3 separate regions of the Homo sapiens genome follow, and regions 1 and 2 are each linked to region 3. The links are chromatin loops, found by intact Hi-C in ENCODE. Cell type or tissue: chondrocyte. All regions are shown on one strand. Each heading gives the region's core, and the rest is flanking DNA. Links, peaks and the distances in the headings are about the cores only.

Region 1 (8,376 bases), core at 1,882-6,881, 50 kb after region 3:
GCCCTGTCTGCCCTCATGGATCTGCTGCCAGAGTCTCTGGGACAGCTAGGAGAGGTTTCCCGGAGGAAAGGCTGAGCTGAGACTAGAGGAAGCAGCAGCAGGGTGCTGGGTGGGAGGCGGGCTGGGCGAGTTCTCAGACGAGGCCCTCCGCCTCCTTCACCCCAGCGTCCTGCTTTGCAAAACGAGGGTCCTCATAGTAACCCCCATCCAGTTTCTGTGAGGGTGATGCTGAGCAGCGTGCTGCCAGCTCCTCGTCCCTGCTCTGTAAATACTAGCTATGGCTGTTATTCCCATTTGTGGTGATGAAGGGAACGGCAGGAGACTCGTTGACCTCACTTCAGACAGATTCTCTGGCACAAGATCAGAACACTCTGCATCTGCAGTTCTCACTGGGCCTGGGTATCCTGCTGACGGTGCTGAGAAGTCAACACAGCTGTCACTTCCTCACAGTGGCCTGGGGGACGGGCTGAGCTTCAGCTTCCACATCAGTCCTTCGGGGTTGCTGGGGGCAAGGACCCTCGCTGTCTCTGCATGGCTCTGCACAGCCTCCAGCGTGCCACACCTCGGTCCTCTGTATGCTGCCCTCTGCAGTGGCTGCTTGCTGCTTGGCTGGTCCTGGAATGGAGGCCTGTGCCCCCTGCCCCCTGCCCTGGAACTCTCTACCCCTTCACATTGCCTGGGTGTCTGTATCTGTTCACAGGCTGCCTTCTCAGGAAGGCCTGGTCTCAGCTGCTTGATCTGATGAGCCCGTGTTCCCCTCTGCCTGTCGTCCTCTGTCCTCTTACTCGGCTTCCTCTGGGCTCTGTCCATTGCTCCCAGAGCTGGTTTGCCGTCTGTCTCCACCCGACCAGGAGCGTAGGGTGGGGGTGTGTTCCTGGCTGTGCCCCTGCCATCCCAGGTCACAGCATTTGCTCACATGGTGTGGGGTGAGCAATGGTGTGAAGAAGGTGTGTAAACTGCAGATGTGCGCACAGGCTTTGTTGCCCATCGTGCAGGAAACAAGTCTTTTTGTCCCGCTGACTGTGGAGCTGGGGTGAAGGCCAGCAGAAGGCACTGTGCCCTTTGGAGGTGGGCCCCAGGCGTCTTGGCACCCTCTACTGGGGATGCATCAAAGCTGGGCTGGGACCAGAAAGTGGGCTTGTGTGTTGCCCATGGGAACGTGCTAACCTCCAGCAGCAGCTCGGACACTCTGCCTCTTTCCAGCTTGCTGGCTGGGGCCCTGTGTTCAGTCTTCATCATTTATTTTTCCTTCTTCCTCTGCCCTCAGAGTAGTAGCCCAGTTTAACTAGCTGGCTCAGGGTTTCTCAGTCTCTCGTGGTTATAGCGTGAGCGTGTCGCCAGCAGCCCCTGCCTTCCTCTGTCATGTTACAGTGTGGAGCTAGGGAGACCTGAACTCAGACCCCACCTTCTCCCTGGCTTTGTGACACAAACACACGCCTCATCCCGCAGAGCTCTACCGTCCTCATCTGTGGCACGGGTGGTAGTGCCTGTCTCTGGGGTTGTTGTCAGAGCTTAACAGCGACATCTGCTGATGACAAGCCCTTCACTGGCCCCTCGGTCCTGTCTTTGGGAAAATCAGAGCTGCCTCTCGCTGTCCTCAGTGGATTTGACTGTAAAGATGACGACATTCCAGGTGGCAGTCAGGGGCAGTTGTTTCCGGTGCACAGTCAGGCACCCTCCCTGCATAGTAATCTGTGCTGATGTTTCATAATCTGTGTGTTTGCGTTTGGGGCAGAGCTGAGGCCCCTGAGAGGCAACACTCAATCCCACAGCCTTTTTACTGCAGCAGGGGTGTCGAGGGGTCAGTCACGGTCATGCTATTTTCAAGATTCTACTGCAGCCGTACCCACTGTGTCATTTACTTAATAACTTTCTGTACACGGACGTATTTTATTTAAATATATGTTAAGAGGGAATTTACTATCACAGAGGAAAAGTCAGCATTCTCCTAATACATGTTGGAATAAACCCACAATTATGTTTTAAAAAATTAATCTGTTGCTCAGCCAGGCATGGTGGCTCACGCCTGTAATCCCAGCACTTTGGGAGGCCGAGGCGGGTGGATCACTTGAGGTCAGGAGTTCGAGACAAGCCTGGCCAACATGGTGAAACCCTATCTCTACTAAAAAATATATAAATCATCCAGGTGTAGTGGCATGTGCCTGTAGTCCCAGCTACTCGTGAGGCTGAGGCAGGAGAAATCGCTTGAACCCAGGAGGCAGAGGTTGCAGTGAGCCAAGATTGCACCACTGCCCTCCAGCCTGGGTGACAGAGCGAAACTCCGTCTCAGAAAAAAAGAAAAATTAATCTGTTGCTTAAAATAATCTCTTCCTCCAAACCATACAAAGACACAGTGATAAACTACAGAACAGCATTCCTTTATGAATGTAGATGTAAAAACCCTTCAGCAAAATACTAGCACATGGAAAAATGCACCCACACAAAAAGTACACGAATGTTCATAGTAACATTATTCACAATATCCATAAGGCGAGAACAGCCCACGCGTCCATCAGCTGATAAATGGATAAAAAAGTGTGCGCATGTGCGTGTGTGTCTAGTCATGCAGTGGAATGTTATCGAGCCATGAAAAATGATGCGCTGACACATGCTACAGATGGATGAACCTCAGAAACCGTATGTTTAAGAGTGAGAGAAGCCGGACATAAAAGTTCCCATATTGTATGATGACTTTGGAAGTTGATTCTCATTATTCAAGGACTGTGTATTGATGAAATGTTGTGACCAGAGGCTAACAGGAACCTAACCCTGTGTCCCCCGGAAGCAATGGTTCTATGCTCAGTAATTCAGTGACCATGTCAACTTTAGAGAACAAACTACTACACGTGACAAGAATCCTCTGTAATGTGAAAAGTCCAGAATGGGCAAATCCATAGACTCATGGTTGCCAGGGGCTGAGAGGTGGGGAGAATTGGGAGGGAGGGGGTTTCTTTCTGGAGTGATAGAAATGTTCTAGAACTAGAGATTTGCATAAATACCAACAACCATTGAATTCTACACTTTAAATGGGTGAAGTTTATGTGAATTATTTCGGAATAAAGCTGTTAAAAATAGAAAGGACTGTCTACCTTACCAGGGCGGACAGGCTGATGATCAGACCCCTGGATCTGAGCCATGGCCCTGGGTAAGGTTTTCTGGGTTTATCTCCAGCCTTTATTTCCAAAATTCAGCCATTCTCCATATGTGAATACTTTGACTTTTTAATAAACATATTTGTTCAAAACTTTAAAAAAAAATCCTCTCTTCCCCTGGTAATAGGAAACTTCCTGTGCTTCTCTGAGAGGGCTCCAAGCCTGGTGAGTGCCCCAGGTGGGCACAGGAGTGTGGCATCCCCAGCTGTCTCCCTGTCCTCACTGGGAAGGCACTCAGCACAGCCCAATGGGACTAGCTGGGCCTGTCACTTTGTTACCAATAAAAATGAGATATTTTCATATCCTGTGGTAGTTGCATTCCAATATCCTAAATATCATTTACAGTAATCATTATTTAAAAACAACGGTACATATTGTTATTTAATGCATGAATAAGAAAAGTAATCTGTCACACATTTGTTTTACTATTCTGATAATTGTCTTCAAAATAATTTCCTCTATAATCCCCTGTGCTTTATTTTATGCCTTTAGGAACGTTATTTTGAGAAAGGTGTTCCCTAGCATCATCAGATTGCTAAAGGGCTCTCGGCTTATACCAGGTTAAGAGCCCCACTTGCAGAGAGGCTGCATTTGAGGCTCAGACGACAGGCCAGGAATGACTTGTTTTTCATTCTCCTGGGATGATCCGGACGTTCTCTCCGGACGTTCTCTCAACGACTACATGGCATTTGGGGGCAAAAGGACCCAGCCTTAGGCCTTCACTGCCTTTCTTCTTTATTTGCTAGGCTTCTGCTGCATCTGGCCAGGGACTGTGAAAAGCCATGGGCTTTTCCCTTGGACACATGACAGCTGTCTTTGCCCTTCTCTGTATCGCTGTGCCCATTTAAGTGAGAAGAACAGCAGTTACCAGAATGGATTGGCCACGATGAGAGGGTCTGGACTTGAGTCTGCGTATTTAGGTTGTAAATACAGAATGTGTTAAGTGTTAAGGACCCGCTTCTCTGTTCCCCTGCCTCCCCAAGGGTGCAGGAATGTTTTGGGAAGCTGGCCCTTGCCAGAGAATGCACAACCAAGTTGATACTTGGAGCATCTCTATTTTTAGCAGGATAAACAGGAAGTGCAAACAGTAACTTTTCCCTGCTTATCCATCAAATAAACTCTGCAAATGCTAGCATACCCTGCAGTGTGGTTACTCACCTCCAGGCACAGCCCAGGACTTGGTAGGGTGTCTTAGTAGCTCCTCCTCAGGAATATGAAGGCTTAATTACACCGAAAGATGTTCAGCACAGAGCACTCTGAACTCCTTACTTTTAAAGCTAACATCAGTATTGCCCGTTTGCGTATGGCTGTTCACTGTTCTTGGCATTCTGGGCATTCTTTTGGGTTCCTAGAATGAGGAGAACACAGTTGTAAACTATTTGATTTATCAGAATTTGCCCGATGGGGTGTATTTTGCTCTGATTTCACTTAAGTGAGTTACTAGAAAAAGGAAGGGGTATGGAATGATTGAGAATCTTGTTATGGACACTGGCAGGATTTTCAAGTATCAAGCATAGAAATCCTGCTTATAATTGTTTTTCTTGGATTCTTAGGGAAATAGCTAGAGGTATGTTTGGTTTTTAAATTGAGGGTTCACTGCTCATCAGGAAGCCCTCAGTTAAGCCGTCAGAATTCAATTTCTGCATTCCACGCCCCATTGTAGTCTCTTTCCTCGGACACCGCCTAGGGGCTTGAGGTTTTGTTTCTTGGGGGCAGGGAAGAGGTATATTTTTGCTGAATTAGCCTCACTGTGTCCATGTGCTTATGGGAACAGACAGAACGTGGGCTTTGCCCTCTGGGGTAGGAGGTTTTCCATGAGACATGTTTGCTGCTTTAATTGCCACAGATTCCTGGAAGTTTGTGTGTTTGGAGGATTTTCTTTTTTTTTTTTTTTTTTTTTTTTTTTAATAAAAGAAAAAAGTCTCCCACTCCACCGTGGGAATGTGGAGAAGATGAAATTCCTGCAGCCGCGTTCACGCTAGAGTAGGAGTGTGTTGAGGGAGGAGAAAATGTGCTGATGTAGCTTGTCAAAAAGAAACAGAGCCAGAGGCCCCCCTCCAGAAGAATCCAGGGTTGTCCTCCAGGGCGCCCACATGAAGCCGAGCCCTGCAGGCGCTGTGAGCAGCCGCCCTGCTCTCTGCCTTGATTCTCTTCCAATTGAGCCAATGGGAACAGAGAGGGAAACAGATGACTAACTTGTATTCTCCTGTAGTCCCAGCAAAACACCTTGTATGTAAATGGTGAGAGTTTATATTGCTTGGAGTCTGTGATTTTCTTACTTTTCTTAAATTTAAACCCATAATGTATTTATAATTTGGATTATCTTTAAAGACCTAACATATCATAAGCATATCCATCATTAAATTCTTCATAAAACTTTGTTGTTTTTAAAAAAGCTCTTCTGTTTAAAACATATTTGTAAAACAAGATTTGGATGACATGGAAGCAATCCCACCACCCCGAGGCAATGACTTTTGCATTTTGGCAGAATCATTCCAGGCCTCTCACTGTAGACGTGGTTAGTTGGACGTAGTTTTACACAAACAGGGTCATAATATACATGGCATAGCAATTATTTTAACCTACCACCATATTTTTTGTCTTTTTGTAGATGTATGTAGACATACATCAATGGTGGACATATCAGTTACACAGCTCTAACAAAGTATAACCAAGTCCTTATTAATTGTTATTTAAATTGTTACAATTTTATTATAAACTATGTTGTATATTTTAAAATACTTGTCAGGTTCTGTCTTTAAGGGAAACTGGTAGAAATGTTCTTGCTGGGTTAAAAGGTATGAGTATTTTGAACTAAAATATATATATTGCCAGGGGACCACTCTTTTGCAGGGCTCTAGAGTAACGTTTGAATTGGTTCTTTTTTACTTTAAAAAAAAAAAGTTTACTTTTTTTTTTCTTGAGATGGAGTCTCGCTCTGTTGCCCAGGCTGGAGTGCACTGGTGCCATCTCAGCTCACTGACACGGCCACCTCCCAGGTTCAAGCGATTCTCCTGCCTCAGCCTCCTGAGTAGCTGGGACTACAGGCACGCGCCACCACGCCTGGCTGATTTTTTTGTATTTTTAGTAGAGACAGGGTTTCACCATTTTGGCCAGTCTGGAACTCCTGACCTCAGGTGATCCGTCCACCTCAGCCTCCCAAAGTGCTGAGATTATGGAGCCATCGCACCTGGTCAGAAAAAAAAAGAAAAAAAAATGTGTGTATATATATATATATATATATATATGTATCTTTGAAGACTCTTATTGTGTGGGACAGGAACTCCTGATCTTTGAATTTTCCCTCTTGAATGCTGCAGTGAAGGCCGGCAAGGGTCTGGCCTGAGGTGCAGGGGGAGGCTGCTTTCCTGCCGGAATAGCACCGAGGGGGGCCAGGTACATGGCTGCCCACCCTGGGAACAGGGATTCCCGCCTGCTCCAAGCACCTGGCATTTTGTATTCATGGACGCTCCTGTCAGCCTGGCCTCGGTGGATGAGGAGCTGCAGGTCTGCAGAGTTCAAGTCTAGCAAAAAGGATGCTGCCCGTGAGCAGATTGTACCTGTCAGTTGGCCAGAGTGTTGTGTGGTAAAAATGGCCATGTCATTGTTTCTGTCATGTCAGAGTGGCTTGTGTGATGATTAACACATTTGTGTGGGTGCAGTTTGATGGAACTGAGGCCAAGCGTGGAGGCACAGGTTGGGGCTTTCTTTTCATATTAGGCCAATGATCATCTCGAGCTCAAGTGATTCGTCCAAGGTGGGACTCTGGCTGGCAGAGCTGGTTTCCTGTCCCCTCCTCCTCCTGCCGTTTTATTCCCCAGCCACACAGTGAGACGCAACAGTGGCGCTGCTGTTCTCTAGCAGTCGGCCCAGGAGGGTTGTCTCTAGTCATATCTCTGCTGCAGCACAGCCATCCCCTCGGAGGGGCTCACTTGAGCCCCTGGTCTCCTCATGCTGACACCTCACACGCAGGTTTCTCTGTTCCCATGGGTATCATTTCCCCCCTCAGTTATGTCCATCTCTTTCCTAGTTCACATCCTTTACTTCCTAAAATTCACCTCTGTTACCATTGTTACTTCAGGAACCCTTAGAAATAATTCCCCACGTGGCCTAGGATCCTCCTGCACTAGTATTTTGGAGCCAGGATTATGAAATATGCAAAGTCCAGAGCTCACCCCTACCCCACGGAACTAAGATCTCGGGGGGGTGAATGTCCATAGCTCATGCACGTTGACGTTTATGAACCTCTGCCTGAGAACATTTAGAATGTTCTCAGAAACACGTAATGTTCTACTGCTAACCAAGGATTTCTAAAATTATCGTGTGACTCTCACAATAAACCAAGTTGTATAAGTTTCCTCCTTTTATACATGATGACACTGAGGCTTCAAGAAAGGTCAAACATTGTGAATAAGTTCTCAGCTAAAGTTTGAAATTTAGTTCATGTATCCATGAGTTAGGGCCCATTTGGCACCTTTATTTACGTAGAGGATGCAGAGGTAGCGACAGGCACGCACCTCACACTAATGAATTCACATTTCGCTTGCTTGTGCTCAGCACCGAGGATGGATTGAGTGGCGCTGTCACATTAAGGCCGTGTTGTTTTCTGTGGCCAGGAGGATCCCTGTTCAATATACACTAATGAAAAGTAGCTCGTTGTAGAAATTGTATACCTATATTAGTTTGGAGTCCAGAGACATAAAAATTTCCACTGTGAACTTTTTTCTTTTCCAGAAACGTAAGCAAGATTTGGATTTCCTCTTGCACAGCAGTTTCTTTTCCTGTTTTTGCCCCATATCTCTGTACTTTCCATCCCCTCCTGTTGGAAAATGATTCAGCCTGGAGGTCACCATGTGCAGCACATCCCACCTGTACTCAGGCTTCCAGAAATCCCGACTGTTTTTGTGGCACTTGACACACACAGGCAGAGTTGGGGTGAGAGGTGCTGTTGGAGTTGGAGCCGTTTACTCCTCATGATGGTGTGTGGCAGGGATGCTGGGCATTCCCGCCTTCCTGCCAGTACTTCCTGCCAGCACTCCTCAGCAGTTCCACTCGGAGCCACATGCTGGGTGGAGCAAAGTGTCAACACCAAGACATTAACCAGTATCAAATATTAATGACTTACTTTTTATACTGGTAAAATATATGTAATGTAGAATGTTCTATTTTGACAATCTTTAGGTATATAGTTTAGGGGCATTAAGTACATTAGGTACATTGTACA
Region 2 (8,376 bases), core at 1,707-6,706, 75 kb after region 3:
GCTTCTCTATACCACGGATACTTTCCAGGAAAAAATGTGAATTTGTGTTTCAAGACGTATCAGTTGCCCCCCACCCCCGCTTTTCTGTCTTCATCCTGGCTCTAGGAGCTCTCTCCTCCTCCACCTCTGGGTCACCTCCCACAGACCCTCCGGGTACAGCCAGCCTCTTCTCCCTTTTGGAAGCCACCTCCTCAGGAAGCCCCTCAGAACTTGCCACACTCTTACCAGCATGACATCCCAGCAGGCACTCACCTCCAATGTGACTGGAGCTGGTGGACATTTGGAGTTTTTGGATTTAGAGGTACCACCTGCAGAATTTCAGAGAAACAAGCCTGAGGGTGTCTCTCAGAAAACATAACACAAAACACAGCAGTCGTGCATCCAGGAAGTGGCCACCCCAGCTGCTCAGTGGCGGGTCTGTGTGGTTGTTCGCTGTGGTGTTTTTTTGTGATGGTGAACATTTGGCAAAAGCCCAAACACCTAATGTCCCTGCGGTGGTGGAACGAGGGTTGTGCCCTGACAGAGAACGTGACTCAGATACACTCAGCAAGAGAACAATTACGGAACAGTGTGCGTAGTGCACTGAATCGATACGTCACCCCAGGTTCTGATGTCGAAGTCCTAGCCCTCAGTCTGACTGTATCTGGAGACAGTGTCTTTAGGGGGTGATGAAGGTTAAATAAGATCGTAAGGACGAAGCCCTGACCTAATCAGACTGTGTCGTAAGCAGAGGAGGAGGCACCAGAGATCTCGGTCTCCCTGCCACGTGGGGATACAGGAAGAAGGCAGCTGTCTGTAAGCCGGGAAGAGAGCCCTCCCCAGAAACTGTTACAAGCCGGACCTTGATATGGGACTTTCCAGCCTCCAGAACTGTTAGAAATAAATGTGCATAGTTTAAGCTGCACCATCTGTGGTATTTTGTTATGGCCGCTGGAGCTAAGACACACATTATGTTCACACTTCTGCAGCAAAACAATTATTAAAGTGTTATGTGTTTCCCATCTAGCATGTGTTAGTTGCACTAAATAGTCTGGGGAAGTGTGTACTAGACTGTTAGGAAGAAGGATTATGGGGCATTTTCTTTCTGCTTTGTTTAATCCATTTTCTCCAGTCTGTTTAGTCTTCTGATCCCAGCCTGGCCTCTGTTGGGTGCTCTCCCTGAGCATTGGTTAGGAATGAACAGACAAATGCATGAGAGATCATGTTTTTTTACAATGGACATTTTTTTTTTTATTTTTTGAGATGGAGTCTGGCTCTGTCGCCCAGGCTGGAGTGCAGTGGTACAATCTCGGCTCACTCTCCGCCTCCCGGGTTCACGCCATTCTCCTGCCTCAGCCTCTCGAGTAGCTGGGACTACAGGCGCCCGCCACCAAGCCCGGCTAATTTTTTGTATTTTTAGTAGAGACGGGGTTTCACCGTGTTAGCCAGGATGGTCTCGATCTCCTGACCTCGTGATCCGCCCGCCTCGGCCTCCCAAAGTGCTGGGATTACAGGCGTGAGCCACCGCACCCAGCCTACAATGAACATTTTTTACTTTGGCAAAGGGGCATGGGTTTTGGGAGGTTATCCTCCTGCATCACCCAGTGCTGGAGTCGGAGCTCCTGGATAATGCTGTTACCCCTGAGTGTGAACTAAATGTGGGCTGCATCCATGAGTCTTTTCTCAGTGCACTGAGTTCTTCCAGGTGGACATAGTGGAAAACGTGATTAAAAGCACTTGTGGGCAGGTGCGGTGGTTCATGCCTGTAATCCCAGCACTTTGGGAGGCTGAGGTGAGAGGATTGCTTGAGCCCAGGAGTTGTCGATCACCCTGCTGTCACCTAGCGGCCTCCAGCCTCAGTTCCCCTCTCTGTCAAAGGAAGTCGTCATTGGCCTCAAGGTCTGGGAAGACCAAGGAGGAAATAGGTGGGAAGGTTTTATGGAGCCTCTGGGACTTTCCTGAGGAGGTGGGAGTTCAGCCTCCACGTCAGCCCTTGGTTCGTGGACCTGGAGAGGATACAGGGCCTGGAAAGAACAGGCTTGGCTGTGAACTTGCTGCAGCACAAAAGGTGAGGGCTCTAGGCACAGCCTTGGGGTTTTACAGGAGCCCTGTGGAGTGAGGGTGGTACATCCCATTTTATAGATGTCAACACTGGGCTCAGCACTGGTCCAGGCAGTGGGCGGTGGCTCTGGGATAGGGCAAAGCTTCCCTAACTCTACAGACTGAATGCCTTTCCCTGTATCCTGAAGCCACAAAGCCAAGGCAATTCGGGCATTAGTGACCTGTTGTGACCTGGAAACTGCCCCAGGACTAATAACTCAGTGGCTTCTGTGAGGCAGTAGCCATGCGCTTTGAAGGAGGCTGAGCAAACTTGCTGGGGAGCAGCTCCAGAGCCACCTCCAGCTGAGACACCATTTCCTTTTGGCAGAGAAAAGTGTGTCTGGGTTCGCTTTATTTTTACTTTGAGGGGTTTTTAGGAAAGAGCCATTGTTTGAAGAAATTCATTTAACAGAAAAAAGCATCAGTGTTTGCCTTCTTCCCCTTCCCAGGTGGGGTCTCCCCAGGGTTTGCCCCCTTTTTTTTTTAGATGAAGTCTTGCTCTGACACCTAGATTGGAGTGCAGTGGCACAATCTCGGCTCACTGCAACCTCCGCCTCCTGGGTTCAAGCGATTTTCCTCCCTCAGCCTCCCGAGTAGCTGGGATTACAGGCGCTCGCCACCATGCCTGGCTAATTTTTGCATTTTTAGTAGAGATGAGGTCTCACCATGTTGGCCGAGCTGCTCTCAAACGCCTGACCTCAAATGATCCACTCACTTCGGCCTCCCAAAGTTCTGGGATTACAGACGTGAGCCACCGTGCACGGCCGCGTTTGCCCCTTTCCAAGCAGGTTGGGTTGGTATCCAGCTGTGACCCCTGCCCTTGTAGTTCTGAGTCTTGTCTTTGTCCTCCACGACAAACTTTTTCCATAGCCCCAAGCAACGTGCTTCCTAGTGTGCATCACATGCTCATGATGTTGGGAACCTAGTGGCTGAACATGGTGGTACTTAATTTCTTAATAAGGACTTTCTACATTGGGTAGTTGGTTTGTTCATTTTTACATCATGCTGGTTCCAGACAACTAATAATGCCTGATATTCAGGGCTCACTTCTCCAAGGCCGATGGAAATGTTCTCATAAGCCTGGGTCCAAGCATATGGTGACATTTATGTTTCTGGTTTTTTGTGTGCTTGTTTTTACCAGAGCAACAGATAATGTTATTTGCTACTTTACTTAGAATGGCACAGGGATGTGACTTCGCATTAGGCAATGATTTCTTAAATATAACAACAAAAGCACAAGCAAAAAAGAAAAATTAGATAAATTGGACTTCATCAAAATTAAAACCTGCTGTACGTCAATGGACGCTATTGAGAAAACAGAACCCCTCACAAAATGGACAAAAGCATTTGTAAGTCATGTTTCTTAGAAGAGACTCTTATTCGGAATATGTAAAGAATACTCACGTCAATAGAAAAGACAACCCAGCTGGGCATGGTGGTGCATGTCTGTAATCCCAGCACTTTGGGAGAACGAGGCAGGCAGATCACTTGAGGTCAGGAGTTCAAGACCAGCCTGGCCAACCTGGCAAAACCGTCTCTGCTAAAAATGCAAAAATTAGCCAGGCACGGTAGTGGGCACCTGTAATTCCAACTACTTGGGAGGTTGAGGCACTCAGCCTCAGAAATGGCCTGAGCCTGGGAGGCAGAGGTTGCAGTGAGCTGAGATCACCTCACTGCATTCCAGCTCGGGCAACAGACTGAAACTCTGTCTCAAAAAAAAAAAAAAAAAGACATACAACCCAACCCAGTTGAAAATGGGCAAAGGATCTGAATAGACATCTCTCCAAAAAAGATATTCAAGTGGCCAATAAGCACATGAAAAGATGCTTAGCATCACCAGTCATCAGGGAAATGCAAACCACAGTGAGACACCGCTTCACACCCACTGTGATGGCTGATAATGACAGACAGAAACAAGTATTGTCAAGAATGTGGAGAAATCGTAACCCTCAGAACTGCTGGGGGGAATAGAAAATGTTTCAACCGCTGTAGAAAACAGTCTGGCAGTTCCTCAAACAGTTAGACATATGAGCAGTAATTCCACCCCTAGGTGTATATCCAGCAGAAGGGAAAACGTGTCCACACAAAAACTTGGTTCTGCGTCTCTGGAAAGCCCAGACTGAACATCCAAACCAAAAGAGAAACACGCTATCGTTCTTCCCCCTTTTCAAATGAACATTTGATATAACACGTATCAGATGTACATAAGTGTTCACAACAGCATTATTCACAATAGCCCGAAACTAGAAACAACCCAAATTAAATTAATGGATGAATAAATGTGGTATATCAACACAATGGAATACTGAACTCCTTATACAATGTGGATGACCTTGAACACATGATGCTAAGTGAAAGAAAGCCAGACACAGGCCACGTGTTGTAAGATTCCATTTATATGAAGTGTCCAGGGCAGGAAAATCCACAGAGACAGAAAGTAGATTAATGGGTGTGGGGCTGAGGAGAGGAAGGCATTGGGAGAAACGGACTTTTTCTTTTAGGGTGATGGAAATGTGCTGTAATTAGCGGTAATGGTTCCACTCTATTGTGAACACGCTAAAGCTACTGAGTTGTACACTTTAAAATGGTTAATTTTATGTTATGTAAATTTTCTCTCAAAAATTTTAAACAAAATGCACAGGGAACGAGCGTGGGCCGGTGATGCCGGCAACCGGGTGCCTGTTGCTGCGCTGCTGTGGCGCCCCCTGCTGGCTGCCCGTGAATTCGGGGAGGGATGGGGCCTGGATGCGCCGGTGTCTCCTGCTTTCTGTTCCGGAGACTTCCCAGGAGGGTGGAGACCCCCACCCAGAGTGACTTCCCAAAAGGCAGCACTACCCGACGAGGGACGCCACAGGAGGAGGACTTGGAGGGAGGGCAGTGGGCACGGTAGAGTCTTCTTTCCTGAGGCGACCCCAGCTTGTTGGACGAGGCACAGCAAATGCTGACTATAGTAATAGAAGAGTGAGTTATGGCTTCAGGGATTTTTTTAATTATTACTTTTACTTCCAGTTTTTCTATAGTGAGTACAGATTACTTGGGGTGGTATTTTTAATAGAGAGAAATAATAGAGAACCAGGACCAACATGAGGTGTTTCTTAAATACTTCCAATGAAAATTTAAGCTCAAGTCTGCTCATTCCTTTCCCGTCTCTCCTCCTGGGTCAGGGCCAGGAATAGCCTCCTCTCCTTGCCTGCAGCCTTCCCCAGCAAAACTGGGGAAAGGGTGTTGGCAGAACATTCCAGAGGCAAGTGCACAGATTGGACCTGGCTACACTTGAGTCCACTGAGTCCAGAAACAGGACCCTAAAGTAAGTTAATAATTATGCACCATAGGGTTCCCTTTTCCCCACATCTGTGGAAATAAAATGTTGCTTAAAGTTCCAGAAAACACTTCTTAGATGGAAACTAGGACTTAGTGTGTGGTGTTTTCGTTGGTTGAGGCTGCCCCTCACTGCAAGGGTGCAGGGCCCACTGGGCAGCGCTGTGTCTGTTGCTCAGGCCCTGGCCTCTGGCACACGCCCTGCAGGCTGCCTGTTGCAGTGCACACAGGTCCTGGGGCAGGCACCATCACCTACTTCATCAGAATGTGCTGGTCGCCTCCAACTATCAACCTGGGTGTCCTTGGTGACTGACAGCCGACAGTCCTGCTCTTGGTGGAAAATAGATTTGCTCTGGCAGATGGGGGTAGACGGTGATCTTGAGCTGTTCTGTGCTGGGGATCGTGGCCAGGTAAGCCTGGAAGAATCCCCTGAGGATGCATGCTGTAGACCAAGCCTGTGGAGGATGCCACAAGGAGACAGGTCTTGGGGTTTGAAGACAGAGTTTTCTGGAAAAGATAAAACTGCCAAGGAGTTCTGAGACTAGTCAGTACACAACAGGTTTTGTTTTTCACCTTATGTGGCAGGCTTTTTAAATGTTGACATTTATGTTGTCTTTTAAAATGAAATATTGTTCTGGCATGTGTTTTGACCCAGTGGTGTAGTTCTTCTGCGGTATTTTTGTATGTGTCTACATGCTGTTTAATTATGGGGAAGGAATTTGGTCTTAACCACCCTTGGATAAGCGGGGACCGGACGAGGCCCTAATAGGCCGTGCTCATCTGGCAGCTGAAGTCTCCGACGTGGTGTGTCCTGATGCCGTCATCGAGGGACGGAGACGTGCTCTCCCTTCCGGCTTCTTCCCTCCTTCCTTCCTTCCTTTACTAATTTCTTACCATTTAAGCTGGCAGCTGCTTTGCCCGTGAGCAGGTGAGGCCATGGCGTTTGGCCTGGGCAATTCACCAGGGGACCATGGCGGCTCACAGCAGGGTGACTCGCAGCCACTCATCTCCTGAAATCAAGTGTGGCGGATGCGTGAGCTCTGAATCCCCTCTCCATGGTGACCTAAAACCGAGTCATTGATCCTGAGAGGGAAAGAAAGAAGCTGTATCTCTCACTTTAGGTAATGAAGTTGAATCGGAAGCAGTGAAGCGAGCGGTTTGAGAACAAGGAACACTGTGAGCCAGGAAACTCGGAAGATCAGGAATTGGGGTGGGAGTGGCTGTGAAGAGGACCCCACACTCTGGCGCCCGAGGGCACCATCTCCCGTCCAGGCCAGATGTATCAGATTCTGAAGAAAAAGCAGAGGGGCCGCTGAGGGGGTGTCTGTGTCCTGGTGGAGCGCCTTGAGGCAGAGGGTTCCCCGCAATTCTGAGTCCTTCTGCAGCCCTGTGCTGCCAAGGGAGGCAAAGCAGTGCTGCCATGCCTAAATTTCAGCATCTGTCTGGTGCTTCCCTTGTTGAGCGCTCGCAGGAATCAAATGCAATGTTGAGCGTGGGCCTGGTGCGTTCTCCAAATGCCCATGAGTTGTCATTACTTCTGCAGCTGCCACCATGAAGACGACTGGGCACCCCAGGCGTCTGGCCAGGCTGGTAGGGAGGTGTGGGCAGAGGGCGTGTCTCGGGACCGTGGCTACCTCCACCCCGGTGCAAGCTCTCAGGCATGCACAGCCACCTTCCTGAGTGACCGGAGCGTGAAGGCGACGCCTTCCTGTTTCTCTCCCTTCCCCAGAGTGCAGTTGGACAGGCTCCATCCGAGAGAAGGACCCTGGAAACCTTTGGAAGAGGCACCTTCAGCAGTTCCCACCCTTCCTCGCCAGAGAGTCAGGATAGTTTTAATAAATCAGGTCAAGCCCTTATGTAACAGAAGGGGTTATTTGTAAGAAAATATTTCTTAGAAAATCTTTAGTTTGAAAACTTGTAACCGTGAGAGCTTCATAGGACCAGACTTCAATTTCCCCTCTTGTTACGGATACTTCAAAATAGAAATGGAAGAAGAAAATATAATTTAATTTGACGGCTGGGTGTGGTGGTTCACATCTGTAATCCCAGCTACTCAGGAGGCTGAAGCATGAGAATTGCTGGGAGGTGGAGGCTGTAGTGAGCCGAGATTGTGCCATTGCACTCCAGCCTGGGTGACAGAGCGAGACTGTCTCCAAAAAAAAAAAAGTTTATACATATACATACACACACACACACACACACACACACACACACACAAACATAATTTGACTGAAAACAGGATATGGGGAGAGAGGGTGGTTAGACAGTTGCCTAAAAAATGTGACTCCTTGAATTGTTTACTTTGTGGAAAATACCAGATTTAACATATTGCTTGAAAAAGAAGCAGTGACAATTTTTTTCTTGTAAAAAGGTATTTTAGAAATCAAAGTTGGAATTTTAGAAATGGGGTATTCTTTAAAACAAATTTTATTTCTAAGAAAGTTTGGAATTTTTCACTAATGAAGTCCATATGCAAGGGTTCATATTTAAAGAGATGGAGAAACGGATTGTTGTCTGAAATTCAGTCACCTCGTCCCCATACCACCGCAGCTGCATGCGGGCAGTACTTCCTGCACCTCCCACTGCAGACAGGCTGAGGTTGTGTGTTCTCTCACCTGAGCTGCAGCTCACTGGAAGCAGGCGGGGTGGTTGGCACCAAACGCACCCTGGGCCCTTGGATGCTGGGGAGGGGGTTCAGGGTGCAGACCACGGCCGGCCCATCTCTTCAAGAGTTCAGGAAGAACCAGAGTCGCATGCACTTGCTGGCCCTCCTCCAAGTGGGGTGTCGGCCCGTTTCCTCCACGGAGCCACTGGCTCTTTTGCCCCCTGCCTATGAACGTGTTCATCTTTCAGCTTACACAGCCATTTGACAGTGGTAGACATTACTTAGCTCATCAACCTCCTGTCATTCAGAATTAGTTTATGAACCCATGGCATCAACCTCACCTGAGTGTCCTTGAGCTGCACCCCAGGCCCAGG
Region 3 (8,376 bases), core at 1,298-6,297:
CTTGGCCTTCCAAAGTGCTAGGATTACAGGCATGAGCCACTGCAGAGGGGCCTTCCAAAGTGCTAGGATTACAGGCATGAGCCACTGCAGAGGGGCCTTCCAAAGTGCTAGGATTACAGGCTTGAGCTACTGCACCCAGTCAAGGAATACATTTTACTGGGTCCACAACATACTTCCTTTTTGCTCCTGATGGTTCAGTTATTAGATGGGTTCTTAGAAGCCGTGATTTGAGGAAGATTTAACCCCTACCCATTCCTATTTTCTCTCTCATTTTCTGTCTGAAACAAGTCAGCCTCTCAGAGGCTCCCATGACCCCCAGTTGTGTGAAAAGGCAGGCTATCAGGCCAGGATCTGAGGAGTCTTTTCTCTCTCTCCTTTCTTTTCTCTTTCTTTCTTCTTTTCCTTTTCCTCCCCCACTCCCTTCTTTTTGCTTAGATGAGGTCTCTCTCTGTCACCCAGGCTGGAGTGCAGTGGCACAATCATAGCCCACTGCAGCCTCGACCTCCTGGGCTCAAGCAATTCTCCCACCTTGGCCGCCTGAGTAGCTGGGACTATAGGTGTGTCCCACCATGCCCAGCTAATTTTTTTTTTTTTTTGGAGAGACAGGGTTTCACCATGTTGCCTAGGCTAGTCTCAAACTCCTGGCCTCAAGCAATCCTCCAGCCTCAGCCTCCCAGTGTGTTGGGATTACAGGTGTGAGCCACTGTGTCTGGTAGGAGAGGGCTTTTGTTTTTTCCAATCTGGCTGCTGTACTGTGTAAAAGCCTTTCCAGCTGAAGGCTCAGTTAATTTTTTTTTGGTCTATACCCGCCTGAACCTAGAGCTCAAAGCCCTAGCAAATCCAGTTCAAGTCTCAGCTGGAAACTCAAGCTCCACACGCAACAGCAAGCTTTCCCAGCCTTTCCTCCTGCTTTTGCCTGCAGATCATGCCAATCAAGAACTGTGGAGCAACAGATGATTAAGATAAAGGAGCAGCACCTCTCAAACTTCAGTGTGGACATGAATCACCTGGGGATCTTGTTCAAGTGCGGATTCTGATTCAGTGGGTCTGGGTGGGGTATTGCTAACAAGTGCCAGGTGGAGCAGATTTTGGGCCTTACACCACACTCTGAGCCACAGGCATTGACAAAGTGATCTCACTCTCATCAACCTGGTCCAGAGCCAAGTCTAGGGCTACTTGAAATTCCGTAGCCTTCCAGCCTTTCCTTTAAAAGGCGTCTTCCCACTCCAAAGCCCCGAGCTTACTGGGTGGACCCCACTCCCACCTTCATTGCCTACAGTGCTGTTCATTCCTCCACATACTCCTTTGTCCCTGCATTTCTTAAAATGTGACAGTTGGAGCTCCTCCCTCAGGATATTACTGAGCCTCTTCTAACCACAAAACAATGTTGCCCACTGTAATGGGCAACTTGCAGTCAGCATTGAGCCTGTGACTTTTCTCAAATCCAAAGATTTGCATTCAGTTTAGGAAATTTCCCTTGAAAGAATGGCAGCACCTCTGTCCACAGTCTGCTTGCCAAGTGTGTGTCTCTTGGCATTTTTTGTTTGCTTGCTTACTTACTGCGCACGTGCCTTGTTTTGGAACTCTGTTTACATATCCGGTCCTCTGGCCAGCCTAGCATTTCTCTAAAGGGCAGTGATTATAACTCAGTGGCTTTGTAATGGTACTCCCTGGCACTAAGTCCCAGCATATAACAGGGTAAATACTTAGCAAAAATAAAGGAAAATCAGATTTCTATGAAAGTAATTTGTGTTAAAGGCTTTAGAGGTGTGTAGTTTGTGGCCTAGTAGTTCTAATTTTAGAAGTCCATTTAAAACATTGAATATAAGCAAATTTTTAAAACAGTGTGATATAAAAGCTTAACAGTGGAAACATCTTAAATATCCAACAATAATGAAATGATTATAAATTATGCCTATATTCATATAAGCACCTTTTAGAAAACATCTTCTCTAAGAACATTTAATAAAACCGTTCTGGCCGAGTATAGTGGCTCACATCTGGGAGGCAGAGGTGGAAGCATTGCTTGAGGCCAGGAGTTTGAGACAAGCCTGGACAACATAAAGAGACCCCCATCTTTACAAAAAACAAAAATAAAAATAAAATTAGTCTGTGTGGTGGCACAAATCTGTGGTCCTCAAGAGGCTGAGGTGGAAGGATTGCTTGAGCCAAGGAGTTTGAGGCTGCAGTGAGCTGTGATTATGGCATTGCACTACAACATGGGCGACATAGCAAGATCCTGTTTTTAGAAGAAGAAAAAGTTCATTATATAGCACAAGGTGAAAAGTGCAAGTTGTAAAACGAGATAAACAGCATGGTCACAACTTTGTAAAATATACAAATATATATGCAGAAAAATAAGTGAAAATAAAATACACCAAAGGTTAATACAGTTGATTGCTGAGTAGCATGACTACAGGTAATTTTTACAGGTTTTTTCACTTCTTTATATTCTGCAGGTTTCTTTTGCAATGAATGTATGGTGAGATTTATAATTATATGGCTTGTAGATTACAATTCATAGTATACTTCAAAATGATTTTTTAAAAACTGTCTTGTCTTCTGAACTTCATCACAAATTCCTCAAGGGCAAGGATTGTATCTTTGGTTTCAGCAAGCCCGTTTCAGAGGCCTCTTGATTGGTAAATATTCATTGATGCTGCTAGTAATTGATTCTTTGTCTTAACAGGTTCTCTTTTTCTAGCTGCCTTAGAAAAAGTCTCCTTTCGCATCAGGCAGGTGCTTCTGATCCTCTCCCTAGAGATAGGCTATCTAATAAAGCCCTCTAAGCCTTTATTTTTATTTTTTATTTTTTGAGACGGAGTCTCGCTCTGCCTCCCGGGCTGGAGTACAGTGATGCGATCTCGGCTCACTGCAGCCTCCGCCTCCCGGGTTCAAGCGATTCTCCTGTCTCAGCCTCCCCATTAGCTGGGATTACAGGCACCCCCCCCACCACACCCGGCTAATTTTGTATTTTTAGTAGAGATAGTGTTTCACCGTATTGGCCAGGCTGCTCTAAGCCTATTTGATAAAACCCTTCTCCCAGGCCATCAGCAACTTGACAATTAGTACTGACAGGTGATGCCTTTTGGGATCAGGTCTCCAGTGGTTCTCGTTAGCATTCTTCACTTGAATATTACCCAAAACAATGGCAAAAATCAACCCCTATCCTAGGTTGCTCGGTGGAGGCAATCAAAACGAGACGCCTTGGGCTGGCCGCGATGCTCCTTTCCCCAGGCTCTGGGATTGTGGACAGGAGGGCGCGCACCCACTGGCGATCCGACGCGGAGCTGCAGCGTGGGGGCGTGGTGTGGCGGGTCCTCCGGAGCGCGGGGCGGGGCTGTGGGCGGGGATATGGGCGGGTCCTCCGGGGCTCGGGGGCGGGGCGGGGCGCGGGCGCGGGCGCCGGGAGGTGGGGCGGCGCGCGCCGGCGTCCCCCGCGCTCCTCCCGCGCGCGGCCCCTGGAGTCCCTGAGGCGCGCGGCCAGCCCAGCTCGGGCCCGCAGCACCGGGAGCAGCCCGCCGGCCAAGCGAGCGCGGGCCGGGGCCGGGGCCGGGGCCTGGGGGCGCCGCCCCCGGGAGTCTTTCTGCGGCCCCTGAGGAGCGAGGGCGACGGCGAGGCTGACCGGGGCCGAAACCATGAACCGAAGTTTTCACAAGTCTCAGACCTTGCGATTCTACGATTGCAGCGCAGTGGAAGTCAAGAGCAAGGTAAGCCCCCCGCCCGCCCCGGCGGCCCTGCGCCCAGTCTCCTGGCTAATGAATGGGGCGCCCCGCGGAGGGGGACTGGGGCGGCGTGGAGGCGACAGGCGCCGGCGACAACTTTCCAGTTCGGGCGCCGCGCGCCGCTCCGCGGGACGCGCACTGGGGACCCCGGCCGTCCTTCCCGCCCCCCGCGCGGACACAAAGCCCGGCAGCCGCGGCGCTCAGAGGGCCGAGGGCCATCGGACAGTCCGGGCAGACTCTGGACCCGCTCCGCGGGAGCTGCTCTTTTGTTCCACGAGTGAGAGGCGATCGGGGCGCGCCACACATTGGAGGGGAGGGCGGCCTTTCCGGGGCGAGTTGAGGGCCAGGGGCTGCTCGGATTCGGGGCCGTGGGGGGGCTCTGGGGGCCCGGGCCGTGGGATGGCCCTGGCCAAGGCGCCTTCAAGGCTGCAAAGGAGGCTTGTTACCTGCCAGGAGGAGACTTGCCGCCGGCTCCGAGCCCGGCGTCCCCCACCCGCTCGGTACCAAACATCTAGGCACCAGGCGCGCTCCCCCGCGCAGACCCAGAGCACGCACCCGGCTCTCCCCCGGCCCAGACCCAGACCACGCCTCCCCGGGCGCGTCCCCGGGCCAGACACCCCACCCCACCCCCACGGGCGCGCCCCCACCCCAGACTCCCCCACCTCCGGACGCGCCCCCGCCCCAGACCCAGCCCACTCCCCCGGGCGCGCCCCCGGCTCAGACCCAGACCCCTCCCGAGCGCGCCCCCGGATCAGACCCGTACCCAGACCACCCCCACGGGCGTGCCCGGCCCCTCCCGCTGCCTGCGCCCGGGCGGAGCGTGCCCGAACTTGCGGGTCGCGATGCGCGTCTGGGTAATTGGCTGGTAGGATCTGGCGCTTCTGCCCTTTGCGGGGGTGGTTCCTTCGCCGCAGATGCTATTGTTTGTGAGGGTCTCCTTGGTGGACCCCGCGGGCTGAGGAGGTGCTGCAGTTGTTCGGGGTCCTGCGGGAGGGGGCCCCTCGAGTCTTTCGCTGGCTACTCTCTGGGAGTTGAGCGGCCCTTTCGCCCTTTCTTTCTTCGCACCCCGGTTCTCAGAGTTGTGGGAAAGGCTCCTAACGGCGGAGTGGGAGCCCGCACCCCTAACTGTGTGCCTATCTTGGGCGCAGGGCGGGTGTTCCCTCCCCTGTCTCTGGGGAGGCAAGTCCAACAGCCCCCTCTCGCTGTGCTGCTCTGACCTTTGGAGTAGGATTTCCAGGGTGTCTGCAGAGGATTGAGGCGGGGAGGTGTCCCAGCAACAGCATGGCCGCCTCTCCAGCCTGCTACAGTGAGTTGCAGGATCCTTCTCTGCTTAGGGGTACACGGTCTTTTAATGAATCCCTCATTTATCATAAGATCCTGTCCTTACCCTTGCCCCATGACCTCGGCCCCACACCCATCTTCTCTGGAGCACAGAAGTGCCCCCAGCTCCCCCAAATCAAGTGTGCCAGCTGTGGGTTAGGTGAGGGGAAGAGCCCACAAGCATGGGCGGGAGGTTTCTTTAGCTCAGTGGGAACACAGCTCTCTGGAGCTGCACTATCTAGTACAGTAGACAATAAGCACGTGTGGTATGTAATCTTATTTAACTTTTTATTTTGAGATTATTGTACATTCACAAGTAGCTGTGAGAGAATATAGAGGTCTGTGTTCTCAGCCTCTGAGCCTTTGCTCAGCCTCCCTGATGGTGGCATCTCGTGTGACTAGCACACTGTCGTATCCTGGACACAGACCTTAGCGGGTCTCAGCAGCGTGACACACTCATTCGTGTACGCCTAGGTCTGTGCGGTGGTGTGACCACCAACACAATCAAGGTGCAGAGCAGTTTTCCCCTTTCATCCTAGGATCCTTCCTGCTGCCCTTCACAGCAGCTGTTTAACCAGGGAGGACTGGTTGGTTAACATGAGCGTTAAAGACTCACTTCTGTGCTCATTTGCCCTCTGCAGAGGGTGGCTGCCTCCTCACACACATAGCTCCAGAGAATCAGAGGCCTCAACCAGGCACAGGGTAGGTCTGGAGGACATGCCCTCACCAGGCCTCATCCTGCAGTCCTGGGCTGCTGGCACTACAGAGGCTGCCTCTGCCTTCCCTGGGGTGTCAGCCTGCCTGCTTCTGCCAGCTCCACTTGGCAAAGAAGGGGTGCTGCCTTACACCCCAAGCATGGATTCAAGTTCAGATGCAGCAGATGCTTGTCTGGAGGTGAGTGGCAGCGCCAGAGTTTTGGTTGAACTGGGGTGTCCTTGGAAGGGCCACACTGACCTGGGCCTTACTGGACTTGCTGTTGTGCCCTCCCCACCGTGATGGGGCTGAACTTGCTGCTTGTCCAGAGGGTCCGTGTGGCTCTTCCTTCTGTGCACAGCTTCCCACTTACCCACTTTATGGTTAATATTTGTTACTGTAGCATCTATCTCCATAGGGAGCCGCTGTTGTCAAAATAACAGCAAAGCCTTATGACAACCTCAATGTAGCACCATAACACCATGGTTTGGTTTGTGGGGAAAATGGCGTCTGGGGAGCTGAGTCCAGCCTGGGTTCTGCCACCTACTGCATTTGTGAGCTTTTGGGCAAGTCATTTAACTTTTCCAAGCATCGGTTATTTCATCTGTAAAATGGGCATGATACCTTTTCTGCTTACCTATCAAGATGAAATGCATTGAATACAAGAGCGCTTTGAGTTAAATACTGCAGGTCAGAATTCTTTGGCATTTTAAGATATTGGGTTGGAAAACTGCCTTAGGTTCTCTCAGAATTTTTGTCATTCACCATTTGCCACAGATGGTCAGTCCCCAGTGCTTAGGGACAGGACCCTGGTGTGTGTGCGCGAGGGGCCATATGGTCTTGATCTTGACCTGGTGGCTTTTCCTCATTTTGCAGCCCTTATACTTCTCCAAACATTTTTACCTGAATTCCAGTGATTCATCTGTTCCTCACCAAACCAGCTGCAGTATGTACTTCCAATTCCCTAGTTCTGTTCATGGGACCACCCTTTTCCCACTTAGCTTCGACTTTGGCCTCTCCTTCCACAGGACCTGCCGTGGGGAGGGAGGAGCTACGCAGAGGGTTAGGGTGTTTCACGTGGAGGAGAGCAAGAGTCCTTGGCCACCTTAGAATGCAGCGGAAAAGCCAGTGCTGGGATCGGAAGGGGTTTACAGGGGGCGGTAAATGGAGATGAATTTTCATATGAGGAGAAGACAGCAAGCAACACGGTGCCACTACGAACTTAGCAACGCCTTTACCTACGTCAGTATTGCGTCAATTCCACTGTCGTCCGCATGAGCTTGAAAAATCCAGAGAAACACAGCTCATCCCCGCTCCCAGCAGTGTGCTCAGCCCAGAGCCCCGAGTTCCTTCAGACGTGAGCGTAGATGGCCCGCTGCTCATGCCCTCGGCCCACGCTTTCTTTGGCCTGTGTTTCCCTAGTTTGTGGCTTCCCCTACCTGAAATGCTTTCTCTGAGAATCTGCCCTATCCTGAGGACCTTCTTAGACAGCTCCCTCTTCTACAAAGTCATTCTGGATGCCTGTGCCAGAACAAACTTTCTCTGTCCGACCCCTTCTTGGTGTTTCTGGTCATCTTATTGGCACTTGTCATGATGCTGGTGCCACAGTTATGTTCGGCACAGATTGTCTGTCGTGTTAATTATATCTGAGGGAGAAGGTTTTCATCCCATTTGTGCTTCCTGATTAAATAATGATGGGGCTTTTTTGGATTCTAAGCTAACACAGTGTCATCGTAGGAAATTTAGAAACCACAGCCAAGCACAAAGAAGGGCCAACACCATTGGTAGCTCTCCTGTCCAAAGGTGAGCCACTGTTAAATGTTGCCTCTGGCCTTCCGGTCTTTTGTGTGCCTGTATGATGCACGCATTCTTGTGTTACAGAATTTGGGTCAAATAGGCATGTCATGGTGTAGCCGGCTTCCCCTCTAACTTATCATGTATTGCGAGTGTTTTTTCATGTCAGTAATATTTTTAGACAACAGAAAAGACTGCATCATATTCCTGCTCATGTCTAAACCATGACTAACCAGTATCTTAAGTTAACCCCAATTTTTTCCACAGTAAACAGTGCTGTAAATAATATCTTTAAGTCTTTATATAAAGATTATATATAGAATATACACATATAAAATATGTAAAGATTATTGATTATATTAAACCAGTGCAAAATTCTTACTGATCTTTAGAACAAATTCCTGGAAGTGACATCACCTGGGAAAGGCACGTACTTTTACAGGCTTTGAGTGCGTATTTCTACTTTTCTTCTGGAAAGTTTATTTTACCAATTTATAGATGCTGTTTCATATCTATTCATTCATCTGTTTCTTTCTCCCCATCCCTTTCTTCTTTCCTCCTTCTAGCGCTGGGCATTTTCTCATTCTTTCCCAATTAGATGAGTGAAATGGTATCCCATTGTTTTAATTTGTATCTCTTAAGTTATTAGAGAGTTGAAATTTTCGTATTTATTGGCTATTTGTGTATTTATTTTCAACTGCCTGGTTTTGTCCTGAATCCTTTTTCTCTGTTAGTTTTCTTGGGAGTTAATAAGTTATGGGAGCTTCTTGTTCGCAATGTTTCCAATCAGTGCAGATGGTGCTGAGGGTGACTGGCTCTGAGAGTGTTGTGACCTTGCCCCCAG

What was found. Peaks named below come from ENCODE experiments on the same cell type or tissue, not always from the same donor. Only the 100,000 strongest peaks of a DNase experiment are listed, where the experiment ranks them.
Region 1: a loop joins it to region 3, with 2.8 times the contacts of the local background. A loop is called at or near these places in 5 of 110 quality-filtered maps.
Region 2: a loop joins it to region 3, with 2.3 times the contacts of the local background. A loop is called at or near these places in 9 of 110 quality-filtered maps.

Annotation. Positions count from the first base shown.
Region 1 is chr18:80,193,573-80,201,948 of GRCh38, reverse strand. All of the region lies in intron 2 of PARD6G (par-6 family cell polarity regulator gamma), which reads left to right. Among named protein-coding and RNA genes, the nearest start is that of PARD6G, 50 kb to the left of the region's middle. In chondrocyte, for the core only: no CTCF peak of the experiment used is centred there; no DNase peak of the experiment used is centred there.
Region 2 is chr18:80,167,812-80,176,187 of GRCh38, reverse strand. All of the region lies in intron 2 of PARD6G (par-6 family cell polarity regulator gamma), which reads left to right. PARD6G-AS1 (PARD6G antisense RNA 1) reads right to left here. Exons shown (of 3, transcript NR_028340.1): 2 at 253-308. Among named protein-coding and RNA genes, the nearest start is that of PARD6G-AS1, 24 kb to the right of the region's middle. In chondrocyte, for the core only: a CTCF peak has its summit at 4,792 (motif pointing left); no DNase peak of the experiment used is centred there.
Region 3 is chr18:80,242,611-80,250,986 of GRCh38, reverse strand. PARD6G (par-6 family cell polarity regulator gamma) reads left to right here and starts at 3,473. Exons shown (of 3, transcript NM_032510.4): 1 at 3,473-3,710. The coding sequence starts at 3,639. RefSeq lists a silencer at 3,248-3,307 and enhancers at 4,334-4,833, 4,834-5,335. In chondrocyte, for the core only: a CTCF peak has its summit at 3,201; DNase peaks (open chromatin) are centred at 3,293 and 4,555.